3 separate regions of the Homo sapiens genome follow, and all the other regions are linked to region 2. Evidence: chromatin contacts called from ENCODE Hi-C or POLR2A ChIA-PET data. All regions are on one chromosome and are shown on one strand. Each heading gives the region's core, a stretch centred on a gene start or an enhancer-like site at or near the end of the contact. The rest is flanking DNA. Distances are from core to core; before and after follow the strand shown. Region 1 has its middle 46 kb from the start of LINC01023. Region 2 overlaps FER (FER tyrosine kinase). Region 3 holds the start of LINC01023 (long intergenic non-protein coding RNA 1023).

Region 1 (3,908 bases), core at 145-2,644, 510 kb before region 2:
TAAATTCATCATTTGTCTGTGTCTATGAAGTAAGATCAGATTGACTGGGGGTCTCTTCTCAATATTTTTTTTTTACCTTAACCATGTACTGCAGTTGATCAGAGCAATTAACAGTGATCCAATCCAGACAGAAAGTTATTTTAAATAACCTGACAACCAATCTGAATTCCAACTCTATGAAGGAAACTTGGCCAAAATGTGTTTAGTGTGTTCAAACATAGGCACTATTCAAAATCAAAGCAGAAAAAAAATGAAACTCTGTTAAAAGTGGCTCAAGATGAAGGCATTGCAATTCCCATCTTGAGGGCGGCTGATGAGTTCTTTTCAAGGTGAGGTGTGCCCTAGCATGCAGAGAGGACAGAAAGGGATAAAAGGAACAAATAAGCAAACAGAATGTGCTCTCAGAACTCCCAGCTTGATTTCCTCAAAGAAAAAGTAGAAATAGATCAAATCAAAGCATTCTTTAAAGATGCTGAGGTGGCTTTAACTGACTAAAATGTAGCTTTAAAAAAATCAGTATCCTAAATGCCAGGTGATTAATAAAGGTCAAGCAGGCAACTTCCGGACTTTATCAGTATAAGCTTAGTCGTGTGCCTTTATTAGGAAATGATCAATACCTTCCTACTTAGCAATATTTTAGGGAATATTTTCCTATAATAGGTAAGGTTTTTAAAATATGAAGACAAAAGTGTAGTATAGTTACTTTGTTTTTCTGGTAGAGCTAAGGAAGTAAATGAACCTCACAATAGTCAGTTTATGCACCCAAGTGAGATTAATTGCTTTACTTACACCATTACATTATTACACAATTCTTGTTATGTGGGGTTTTAAAAGTCTTCACTGTTTAAGCTGTTTTCATTTTAGTTATTCTGTTATTTACAACTGAAAGAGAAAACTGGAGAGGTCTTTGTGAATCTCTACCATATTTTTTTATGACTTTTGATTTCAAGAACCAAAATTGAGGATAAACCTGAAGCAAACACTGTTGAAATGGCCTTTGCAGTACAGACTTCATAGGCTAGAGGGCACAATTGTTTTAGCTGGTCCAAGGCAATGGAAAGCAAAACCTAGTCAACTGTTTCTTACACAGTGACCTAGCAGTTTTAAAATTTGGACCAAGAACGTGAAATTGCTCCTCGCTAAAAATCCACATCTGCTGGAAGAAACAGTAGAATAAAATGTGCATTTTCTATAGTAGTTTTGGATGTTTTTTGCAGAGGTCCTGGGCTTGTGAGAAAAAATAGAACACTCCAAAAGGTCCTTTGGTTCAGCAAAATTTTCCTATCTTAGATTTATCAAGCTGTCCACTCAGTTTTCAATGTGGCCTTTTCCTTCTAAAAATAACATCCTCAGCCGGGCGTGGTGGCTCATGCTTGCAATCCCAGCACTTTGGAAGGCCAAGGCGGGCAGATCACCTGAGGTCAGATGTTTGAAACCAGCCTGCCCAACATGGTGAAACCCCGTCTCTACTAAAAATACAAAAAAAAAAAAAAAAAAAAAAAAAAAATTAGCCACGCGTGGTGGCAGGTGCCTGTAATCCAAACTACTTGGGAGGCTGAGGCAAGAGAATCACTCGAACCCGGGAGATGGAGGTTGCAGTGAGCCGAGATCACGCCACTGCATTCCAGCCTGGGCTACAAGAGCAAAACTCCGTCTCAAAAACAAATAAAATAAAATAAAAAATAATAACAGCCCCTCCCTCCAATGTTTGTATGTATATATGCATATAACGTACTTGACAAGGAACTTGGTAAATACTTGACTATCATTAGGAAATTACAGGGTTGATTCTAAGTAGTGAGATTATGTCTTCTATGAAAATGGTTTCTTTTTAAAATGTACACATATTAATAATTTTTTTTTCCTAAAGCAGTTAGTTAGTCAATGATATTGTGTGGCCTTAACATTGTCTCTGCCTTTATTTGTTCCCTTCCTGCTTAGGGCTTTCTGGATCTTCTTTGCTGTTTTACCTTTTTTAATATGAAATGCTTCTGGTTTCTCCTCCTCACATATCATGTATGACCCCAAGTCCCAGATTATTTTTCTCTTTACTCATTTCTTCTGCTTCCTTCATGCCAGCACACCCAGGCAGAAGGAGAGCCACAGGAAAAGTGACCTCCACACTCACAAATTCCTGCTTCATTTCATCATGTTTTTTGCCTCACAAACTACAATTCTTATTCCCAAATTCAAATTTTTTCTTGAGTGATAGTTGTCTTTCTCTTCTTTCTGCACACCCAAAGATCTCAAGTAGGATATTTGGGGACTGATGAAGGGGAGAACTCAAGGAAATGATTGGGGCCTCAAAGAAGCTTCTAGGCCAGGTGTGGTGGCTCATGCCTGTAACCCCAATACTCTGAGAGGCTGAAGTGGGAGGATTGCTTGAGCCTAGGAGTTCAGCGCCAGCCTGGGCAAAAGAAGGAGGCCCTATTTCCACACAAAAAAATTTTTAAATAGCCAGGCATGGTGATGGGTACCTGTGGTCCCAGCAACTTGGGAGGCTGAGATGGGAGAATCGCTTGAGCCCAGCAGGTTGAGGCTACAGTGAGCCGTGATCATGATCATACCACTTTACTCCAGCCTGGGCAACAGACTGAGATCCTGTCTCAAAAAAAAAAAAGAAAAGAAAAGAAAAAAGAAGAAGTTTCTAGATAAGGGATAAATGTCTCATTAGATATGATGTTAAATACTTTTTGAAGCCAATCTTTCCACTTCCACCTATGAAATATATTCCAAACCCATCTGTGGTAGGCAGAATGTTGGGCCTCATGACCTTCTCCCTCTGGAGTCACTCCTGTGAATATGTTACTTTACATGGCAGAATGGACTTGACAGGTGTAATTAAGGTTACTAATCAGCTGACCTAAAATGGAAGGTTATATTGGCTTATCCAAGTAGGCCCAATGGAATCACGTGAGCTCTTAAAAGCAGAGATATTTTTCCAGCTAGTAGTAGAAGATAAAGTCAGATATTCCAAGATGAAAAGGATTAAAAGTGCTGCTGTTAACTTGAAGATTAAGGTAACCATGTCAAGGAAATGGCAACCTCAGTCCTATAACCTCAAGAAACTGAATTCTGGCAGGGTGCAGTGGCTCACGCCTGTAATCCCAACACTTTGGGAGGCCGAGGCAGGCAGATCATGAGGTCAGGAGATTGAGATCATCCTAGCTAACACGGTGAAACCCCATCTCTATTAAAAATACAAAAAATTAGCCGGGCATGGCAGCGGGCACCTGTAGTCCCAGTTACTCAGGAGTCTGAGGCGGGAGAATGGCGTGAACGTGGGAGGCGGAGCTTGCAGTGAGCCGAGATCGTGCCACCGCACTCCAGCCTGGGCGACAGAGCAAGACAATGTCTCAAAAAAAAAAAAAAGAAAAAAAAGAAACTGAATTCTGCCAACAAACTGAATGCGCTGGAAAGCAGAATCTCCTCAAGAGCCTCCAGATGAGCCCTGTCCTGCTGATGCCTTGATTTCAGCTCTGCTAAACCCTGAGTAGAAGACCCAGTTGAGCAATTGCTGTGCCCAGACTCTTGACCCACAGAACTGTGTCCATGATAATTATTTACACCACCATTCTTGTTACGTGGGATTTTAAAAGTCTTTCCTGTTTAAGCTATAGTTCTTCTCTTATTTATATTTTAAAAAGAAAATTTATATTGTCTTCTCAAGCTGTGAAAAAAAGGCTTAAAAGTTAAAACTTTCTTTGCATATGTATTATAGAAATGTATTGGTCTTTTGATGAAAGAATGCAGCTGTCTTTGCACTGACTGAATGGATGTCAAGTGCTAGGCTCTGTGCTAGTCAGTTTATAGATCCCACTTCCAGTCCTCATCACAACTTTTATGTCCCAGAGGGAAAACAAATGATCAAATTGAGGGAAAAAAACAGCAACCATATCTGGTGATAA
Region 2 (4,149 bases), core at 1,516-4,015:
AAAGAATGATTAACAGAGTAAAGAAGAAAGTGAAAATATAAAACCACCTTATCAGAGTTATGCCTTTCTAAACATCTAAACAAACAAACATTCACATATTCTATTCTAAAAACACATAATAATACATATTCTATTTTATGGTCTGAATTTACCAGAAAGGTCCTAAGAAAAGTTTCAGGAGTTCGTAGAGTCCTCGTAATGGCAACAAAAATTTTGAGAGAAACTGCAAAGCACAAATCCACAGAAATAACAGCATACTTTCAGTTAAGCATTTTCACCTTAGAGGGGGCATTCCAAAATGTAATTTCCTTTATTTGTACCAGTTTTTAGAGCTGTCAGAATTTCATGATTCTAGTTCACCAACACATTCACGTGTGTACATGCGCGTGCACACACACCACCAAGGTGCAAGACAGATGTGAATGAAGTAGACAGTCTAGAAGTCAGGTGAATATTAATGAGAAATATGACATAGGGACAGCCCTCCCATTTCTACTTCCACCTTCATTGACCATTATACTGCCCCCTGGACATTCTTACCATTAGCTGACAGGTATGCAAGCAGAGTGCTGAAGATGTCTCATGTGAATAAAATGTAACTCACTCACTCAGTTAAAACTAGGATTCTGTATCTTAACTCTTATCTAGGGAACTTACTTACTTACCCCATGATCTGTATATAGTTGCCTCTCAGGATAAATGCATATATAGAAGATGGTCATGCTCAGGGCTAAATATGTTCTGGAAGCCTTTTATAAGTTCTCAGGCCTGTGTCCTGGTAAACATTACCTTAGTGATTATTTGGTCTGCATTCATTGGAAGAGCTTAGGGATAGAAAATGCCTCCTGCCCTCTCCAGCTGTTTGCTGCCTGTACCATCGCACAGAACTCACACCAGTACTTTAGAGTATGAAAGATAATACTGAAGAGAAAAGTGACTTGTATCTAACATTTCAATCTCCTTGCAGATTTCATACATACTTAATGATTAGTACATTCAGACTAAAGGGAAATTTCTTTTGATGGCACGTACTATGGTAAATCAAAGCGCAAACTCAGAAGTGCTATGGTATTGAGGCACTTACCAACCTTCAAAAGTAAGAGTAAAATGGGATATTCCTACCCTTTTTTTTAGTATTTCTAAGTGAATCTCTGTAATATTCTTTGTCTGTTTAAAGAAAACAGCCTCCCATCTCATAGTGGCTTCATGCTAAGCTCTCAGCAAGGAGAGAGAATGATGGTTTTGGCTTTAGTTTTATGAACAAGACCTAAAGCTTAATCCTGACATTCTGGTGTTAAGAATGAACACAGCATTGATATTTCACTTATCCAGGCTGTTAGAATTTGCAGTTCACATCATTACTCTGTGCTTAAATTTAAAAAGCTTTTCAAAACATCGTGACATGTGTAGCATTTAAATTCCATTTTATTCTTTGTCCTAAAGCAGGCAGTGGTATAGTTCAGGATTAATAACTTATTGGGAGTCTCTCAGTCATATAGAATATTAAATTTAATATAGTCACATGCATTAAGAAAAACTTACGCAAACAGTTTTTCACTGTTAATTTTGTTGTGCTTGAAGCATAATTTATTCATCCCTTCTGTCACTGATAATTAATTATTGGAATTATATACTTTAGGAGGCTAATCCATGCCCAGGAAGCACGAACATACTGTTCAGAATGTGCAAGTTGATGTAGGGAAAGGAAGATTCAGAAATGTACAAAATCCTGTGATTTGTTTAGTAAGAAAAGAGTTGTAACCAAAATTTCTTCTGGTCCGGATGTAATTAGTCCAGTCACAAATCTTTGTGTTGTTAATGGATTATTCAAGATATATATATATATTCTTACTACTGCATAGTTCCTCTCATAAGTCCTTAAATTTATTAAAAGGGGGAGGTAAACACAAGCAGTCTGTGTCTCACTGGTCACTAAGGGGCCTTTATGAGACAGTTTAGGTTGTTCATCATTTCACAAGGAAAGAAATTTTTCACTGTTAAATTAACATTTATTACCAACATGTGAAACCTAAAATTAATTTTGCATTCCATGTAATCTAAGGCCAAAGCCAACATATTCTTTCTCTTCTGGGAAAATAAAATTGACAGGTTTTGTTTAAACTTCAGAAACTGAAGCTTTATTTCAGCCTGTCCTGCCATGAGGTCTCCAGTGAGAGGTCTCCAGTGAAAGGTCTCATGTAATTGTTTCTCTTTTATCTCCCAAATTTAATGTGGGCAATAAAATTCTCCTTTCGTAATTCACTGTTTTATTACAAATACGATATTACTGAAACATCTTATTAGCAGATAAGTATAGACCAGGAGCCTAACTGTGTTAGATATTTTCAGTGCACATTTCACAGTTGTTTTTCATTTTAGGATTATTTTGAGAAGAAAAAATGTTTTGTAATTGAAATAGTTTTAATTTCCTTTAAACCATAATTTGGTTTTTCTATCTATATTATATTCAGTTCAGTTTTCCCATATAACTTTTGTGAAGATTGGCTAGTACCACAAAATAACTATGGCTTCACAATACTAGTGTTAGATTATGTCAAGAAGAAAGTGTTTTAGTTACAACATACGCCACCCACTGAGGACCTTGTAGTGGGATAAACAAAAATTAAAATGCAACAATCCAAATAAATTATAATGTAACAATACAAATATCTGAATCATAAGTCACAGTTTTTCAGGGTTCTTTCAGTCACACCACTTTATAATTAATTCTGGTGAGTCATCAGATGTAGGAATGTACCTGAAAACCTTACTTAGTATACTGTGTACACTGTTTAATGGCCATGCATCTTTTGAAGTTTGATATTTTCTGAAAAAGCATTGTTTGCCTCAGCCCTCTTCTTTTTACGTATACTCCATTTATCATTGATATTTTAGATGTTTCTTATCAACAAAATTGGCTGCCCTGGTTAGTGCTGAGTCATCGCAAGACTTGCTTTTGCATTTAGGAAGCCACACCCTCCCACAAAACAGAACAGTGCAAAATAAGCAGCAGAGAGACAGACAGTTGGAAAAGACATGTTTTCTTTAGGTATTAATATCTTAATTAAATGGAATCAGATTTTGTATGGAAATGAGTTTATATTACATTTCCATTATACTAAGTCAGTGTGAAAGTTTACCATCAAAATAGCGTTACTTCTTTTATGACTAACTCTGATTTGCTTATACATATCAGAATGATATTCATTAAATATTTTAATTTCATTTATTTTTCTATGTTTTGATTAGTTTCACATCAAGTCTGAATACTATATTTTGGAAGAATCCAAAACCACATATGAAGATACTGATTTTAAAAGTCAGGATTTCATGTACCAAGAATGACCTACTTGAAGGAGATTTTGCTACACTCTTAGAGTCCCAAAAATTCCCCTTTAAAAAAAATGCTGTCCTACAGAAGGTGTATAAACTATACCTTAGCCATAATTCAATTTAATGAAATACTACCCCATTAAAAGCCATCCTCCTGCCTCATACCGATTCAGAAATTAAATTCTGAACTTTTAGTGTAGGCATTAGGAATCACTTAGCCACTTAATAAGGACTGAGATTCTTGGGTGGCAGAAAAATCCTGGTGTGCTAGATTCTTAGTCACTTTAAACTGCATAGAAGTAATGAGCATAGGCTTCAGTATATTTAATAAGGTGCTGAGGCAGCAGATTCAAATGCAAAAGAGGGAGGAACCAGTTATTCCAAGGCAGGATGATGCACCCCCACACAGAGTGTGGAAAAATTAAAGTGAAACAAAGATTTGGACAGTGTCATTAGGAAGCCTGAGGAGAACATGCTACAAGGCCAGATCCTGTCCTATGGAAAATAAAAAAGATCAGCAGAACTAAAGCAAAAGCAGTCATCTCCAGTGTGTGGGCCTTAGCAAAGAGTAAACCAAATACCTCTCCTTGTGTTAGGAGCACTGTTATATTCCCAGCTCAGAGATGATTGTGTGCTGGGAAATGCTTATATTCATTATTTCCCAACTAATGCATTTGGACATATGTATTCCAGTTTTTCAAAGACACTACCCAAAGCTTCTTTACATTTGCATTGGTTATATTTAATATTTCTTAAGCTAAGATCACTGATTATCCACACGTTATTAGAAATCTTTGGTTACAGTGAGGCTTAACC
Region 3 (3,576 bases), core at 396-2,895, 460 kb before region 2:
GGCAGGAAGGCAGGTGGTGGAGTGAAGTTGAGTCAGCCTCCATCCTGTTACCATCAGATGGTTCTCAAATGCCTGGCTGGCATCTGGACTGGGAGAACAGCAGATGAAAGGACCCAGAGTGGGAGGAAAATGAATCAGTATGCGATCAGCAAATTGTACCTTGGATTGGGATAGGATTCTTATAATTTAAAAATGTGCCTATATTCAATAACTGCAACTATTTAGAGTAATGGTAGCCTACTGTATTATCAGGAAGTGGTTAAAGAGTAAACATGTTCTGGAGGCAGGGAGATACTTGGGATACAGAAATGAGCGTGCTGAGTAAGAACACAATTGCTTCAGAATGTGCAATTCAACGCTGAATACAGGGTTCCAAATGCAGTTAACATCAACTAAAGAATTTAGCGAAAGGGTGTAGCAGAGTGTAAGTTGGAATTAAATATGGGTCCTTGGTCTGATAGAGAACATTTCAAGCAAGTTCGTTGTTTATATCTGACTTAGAAGGCAATGAGAAACCATACAAGATACGATACTGCTTTCTTCACATTTTCAAAAATATCTATTTTGATCAAAAGGAGTTAGGAAGAACCTGCATGGTGGACTATAACAGATAATAATGGAAGGACTATTCGGACCAAAAATAGTTACCAGTTTCATTGTCCTACTATGTGGAGGGGACAGAGCTGAGAGAAGGGGAAGAGAATAAGGCATTGAGTGGCGTTCTACTACTGGTGTGTGCCAAATACCAATTTCAGCATAAGGACTCAACCCGGAAGGAGCCAGCTGGAGTCCTTATGCTATTCCCGAGGCCTGAAACACGAGTCTAGCTGGTTCGGCCTCATCTGTCAGGTCACAGCTGCAATATTACTTCCTCAGGGAAGCCCTTTCTTTCTTCCTCTTCTCCATCTCCACCCCCTTCCCAAAAGGGCCTCCCGCTATAAGCTCTCAAAGTTGTAATTACATGTGTCTTGTAGTTAACTATTTAGAGTCTGTCTCCACGTCCAGGCTCCAACCAACCTCTCATCCTCAAATGTCTTCACAAGGTCGGTGATCTTGGCAGTTTTACTGACCAAAGAGTGGGGGCTCATCTCCAGCACCTTGCAGTATTGACAGGAAAGTCACTGAGTAGCAAATGAATGCATGAATGAGCTCGTGTTGTTAATATTGCCAGGCCCACAGGAAGCACCCAACAAAGAGCAATGATTGGTGTTCGCGTTCATTATCTCATTTAATTCTTACAAAACCACGGCAAGGATTCAACCCCACAACTGCTGTCTAGAAAACCGAGGAAAGTGACGCAACCCGCGGGAGGTCTGACGGCCCGAGAGCCGCAGCGCCAGGCCCGGGAGCCAGCCCCGTCCACTTCCCCGGTGGATTCTTCTCCGTTCCCCGCCGGCCGCCCCAGGTGAAGCTCCTTTCCGCCGTCAGAAGGAGGCTCCCAGCGGGAAGCAGCATCGAGGGCGACCCAGGGCCAGCACGGGAAATGCCAGGGACCGCGTCAGCCGAGCCTGCTGGAACCCCGCTCCTCGCTGCAGACGCCGTTCCGCCTGAGGACAGTACTCGGGCATGGGGAGTCAGGTGCCCGCCACAGGAACGCAAGAGACCGCGCCGGACCAGCGAAAAAGCTCCATGCTCTCCTGGTTTTCCAACCCGACGCCGCGGCCTGCGGCCACTCTAGGACGCCGGAGGGTCCTCCTCTCAGTGGTTGGGGCTGGGCCGCCCTGCGCCGGGAGCCGCCCACCTTCGGGCTGGGCCGGGCCTGGCCAGAGTCTGGGCTAAGCGCAGGGCCTGCATGAATCTTCAGCCTGGGAGGTGGGGCAGGAGCACGGAGAAGTCTCGAAGAAGTGGAGGAAGCACGCACTGGCTGCCGCGGGAAAAGCTCAGCCAGCAACTGTATCAGCTTTACATTCGACCCTCCTTTGCTGCATGGCAAAAAGAAAATAAACTACCATTTCTTAGTTCGTGTTTTATTTTCAGCTATTTCTTGTTTCCTTGGTTTCGATTCTAATTATTGCTGTAGACGCCTTCAGGTGGTGGAAGCCAAGGCAAGGAACCCCTGACCGCAATTTCCTAACCTTTGGGCAGAGTGTGGGGTGTGGGGACTCCCCGCCTGCCTTTCCCCGCCCCCCCTTCATAGAGACCTAAAAACCTTTAAAAAGGATCTAACACTAGCTCTATTATCTACCCTGTAGCCTACTCAACTAATTAATTCAGACATTTATAATTACACACCAAAAAAAAAAGAGAGAGAGAAAAAAAGTTAAACCGTTGGAACTACAAACATTAAACATGAGCAGTTCTTAGGGCCAAAATCTCTGAATGTGACTGCGACAGATCGCACTTGAAACGCCTGTATGAGGTAAACGGAAATGGCCAGAGAAAATGAACTGACGGGTATGTGTATTTCCAAATGTACTACTATCAGCTAAAAAAGAAACTTCAATGATTAGGTTTATTGAGGTGACATGCAATAATTCTTAAATGTTCTGCAATTAGAAGTTTCTACGTCATGAAGGCAGTTTAGAAGATTACAGCAAAATGGTGAAGCATGACTTCTTCATATGCTTATTCTTCATTCAAAAGCCGTTTGCAGGTTCCCCAGCTTAAAAAGAAGCCTAATTTCACTTATTTTGAAGAGTACTCTGATAAATATGAATACCGAAATCAAATGTTGCTTTGTGTTTAGACAGTTATAGATAGAAAATTCTCGCATGGGCCAGCAAAGAGGTATGGGTAATTTAAGAAGAAAAAAAAAAAAGTTGATGCCCCTGGCTGGTGAAAAACCCCAAGGAATTCACTTTCAGCTGGAAATTTTAGAGCTATTTCGCAATACTTATTAACGAGCTTATTGTATTATTCATTTTAGAAATCTGATTTCGCAATCTTTTATTCGTAGTGGCTCCCTCTAATAACGTCCTCATTTTATCGCTATGTGCATAATGATGTTCTTTAGTATATCCAAGAGAGTTTTTGATGTTGGAATTTGCAATGACTCAAGTTTCACTCCAGCAGCTTGAAAGAGTGATAATGAGGTGCTCTCCTTTTTTTGTATCTATACTCCCCTTCCAGGCATATAATTTCATTTGAAAGTTGATATTGTTCTTCTAGATTTTCTATTCAGTAACGAAATGGAAAGCAATGATTGTTCCCCTAAGAACAACTAAGTTTTCTAAAAGCTATCATAAGGACTTTGTAGCAAACTCTGAAGGTATCATTTGGGAATTTTAACACAATATGCTTGAAAACCAGATAAAAGGGAAGGTTCTAAATTAAAATGTGTGGATGAAAATCTATAATCTGGCACTAAATCAGTAGTGATATAGTGGGTGGCAAATAGAATTGCAGGAAGAAAGTGAAGATCTGGTTGCCTGGAGCTTGTAAGATTCAACCCTAGTTCAACACAGCTCTGTACTTGGACCACAAAGACAGAAAGAAAAAGGGTGTCTGAAGCTGAGAAGCCCAAGAAGAATAAAATACTGAAAATAGTAATAACAGTAAGCAACACTTATACAGTGTTTATTAAATGCCAGCCACCTTGATAGACATTTTACATGCATTATGCCATTTAATCCTCAC

The links. A loop is a pair of places that touch in the nucleus more often than their neighbours do. ChIA-PET counts read pairs that join two places held with the same protein, here RNA polymerase II (POLR2A). Pooled maps may share reads with other maps.
Region 1: a pooled map shows a loop between it and region 2 (5-fold over the local background). The contact joins two enhancer-like sites. A Hi-C loop is called at or near these places in 1 of 168 maps with a recorded cell type or tissue (PC-3), 2 of 37 single-sample maps with no recorded cell type and 10 of 50 pooled maps.
Region 3: a pooled map shows a loop between it and region 2 (2.0-fold over the local background). The contact joins the promoter of LINC01023 here to the enhancer-like site in region 2. A Hi-C loop is called at or near these places in 1 of 50 pooled maps. POLR2A ChIA-PET finds 5 or more read pairs at or near these places in 2 of 52 experiments (PC-9 and activated naive CD4-positive, alpha-beta T cell).

Annotation. Positions count from the first base shown.
Region 1 is chr5:108,680,465-108,684,372 of GRCh38, forward strand. No RefSeq gene overlaps it. Among named protein-coding and RNA genes, the nearest start is that of LINC01023, 46 kb to the right of the region's middle. RefSeq lists an enhancer at 931-1,431. Within about 2 kb of position 1,395, at least 2 of the 41 ENCODE cell types and tissues checked have a DNase peak (open chromatin) inside an H3K27ac peak, as active enhancers do.
Region 2 is chr5:109,188,531-109,192,679 of GRCh38, forward strand. It overlaps FER (FER tyrosine kinase), which reads left to right. Exons shown (of 20, transcript NM_005246.4): 20 at 1-4,149. Among named protein-coding and RNA genes, the nearest start is that of PJA2, 220 kb to the right of the region's middle. Within about 2 kb of position 2,766, at least 3 of the 41 ENCODE cell types and tissues checked have a DNase peak (open chromatin) inside an H3K27ac peak, as active enhancers do; they include PC-9, where a contact is called at or near this core.
Region 3 is chr5:108,726,616-108,730,191 of GRCh38, forward strand. LINC01023 (long intergenic non-protein coding RNA 1023) reads right to left here and starts at 1,646. Exons shown (of 1, transcript NR_046368.1): 1 at 1,210-1,646. RefSeq lists enhancers at 889-1,470, 1,310-1,609.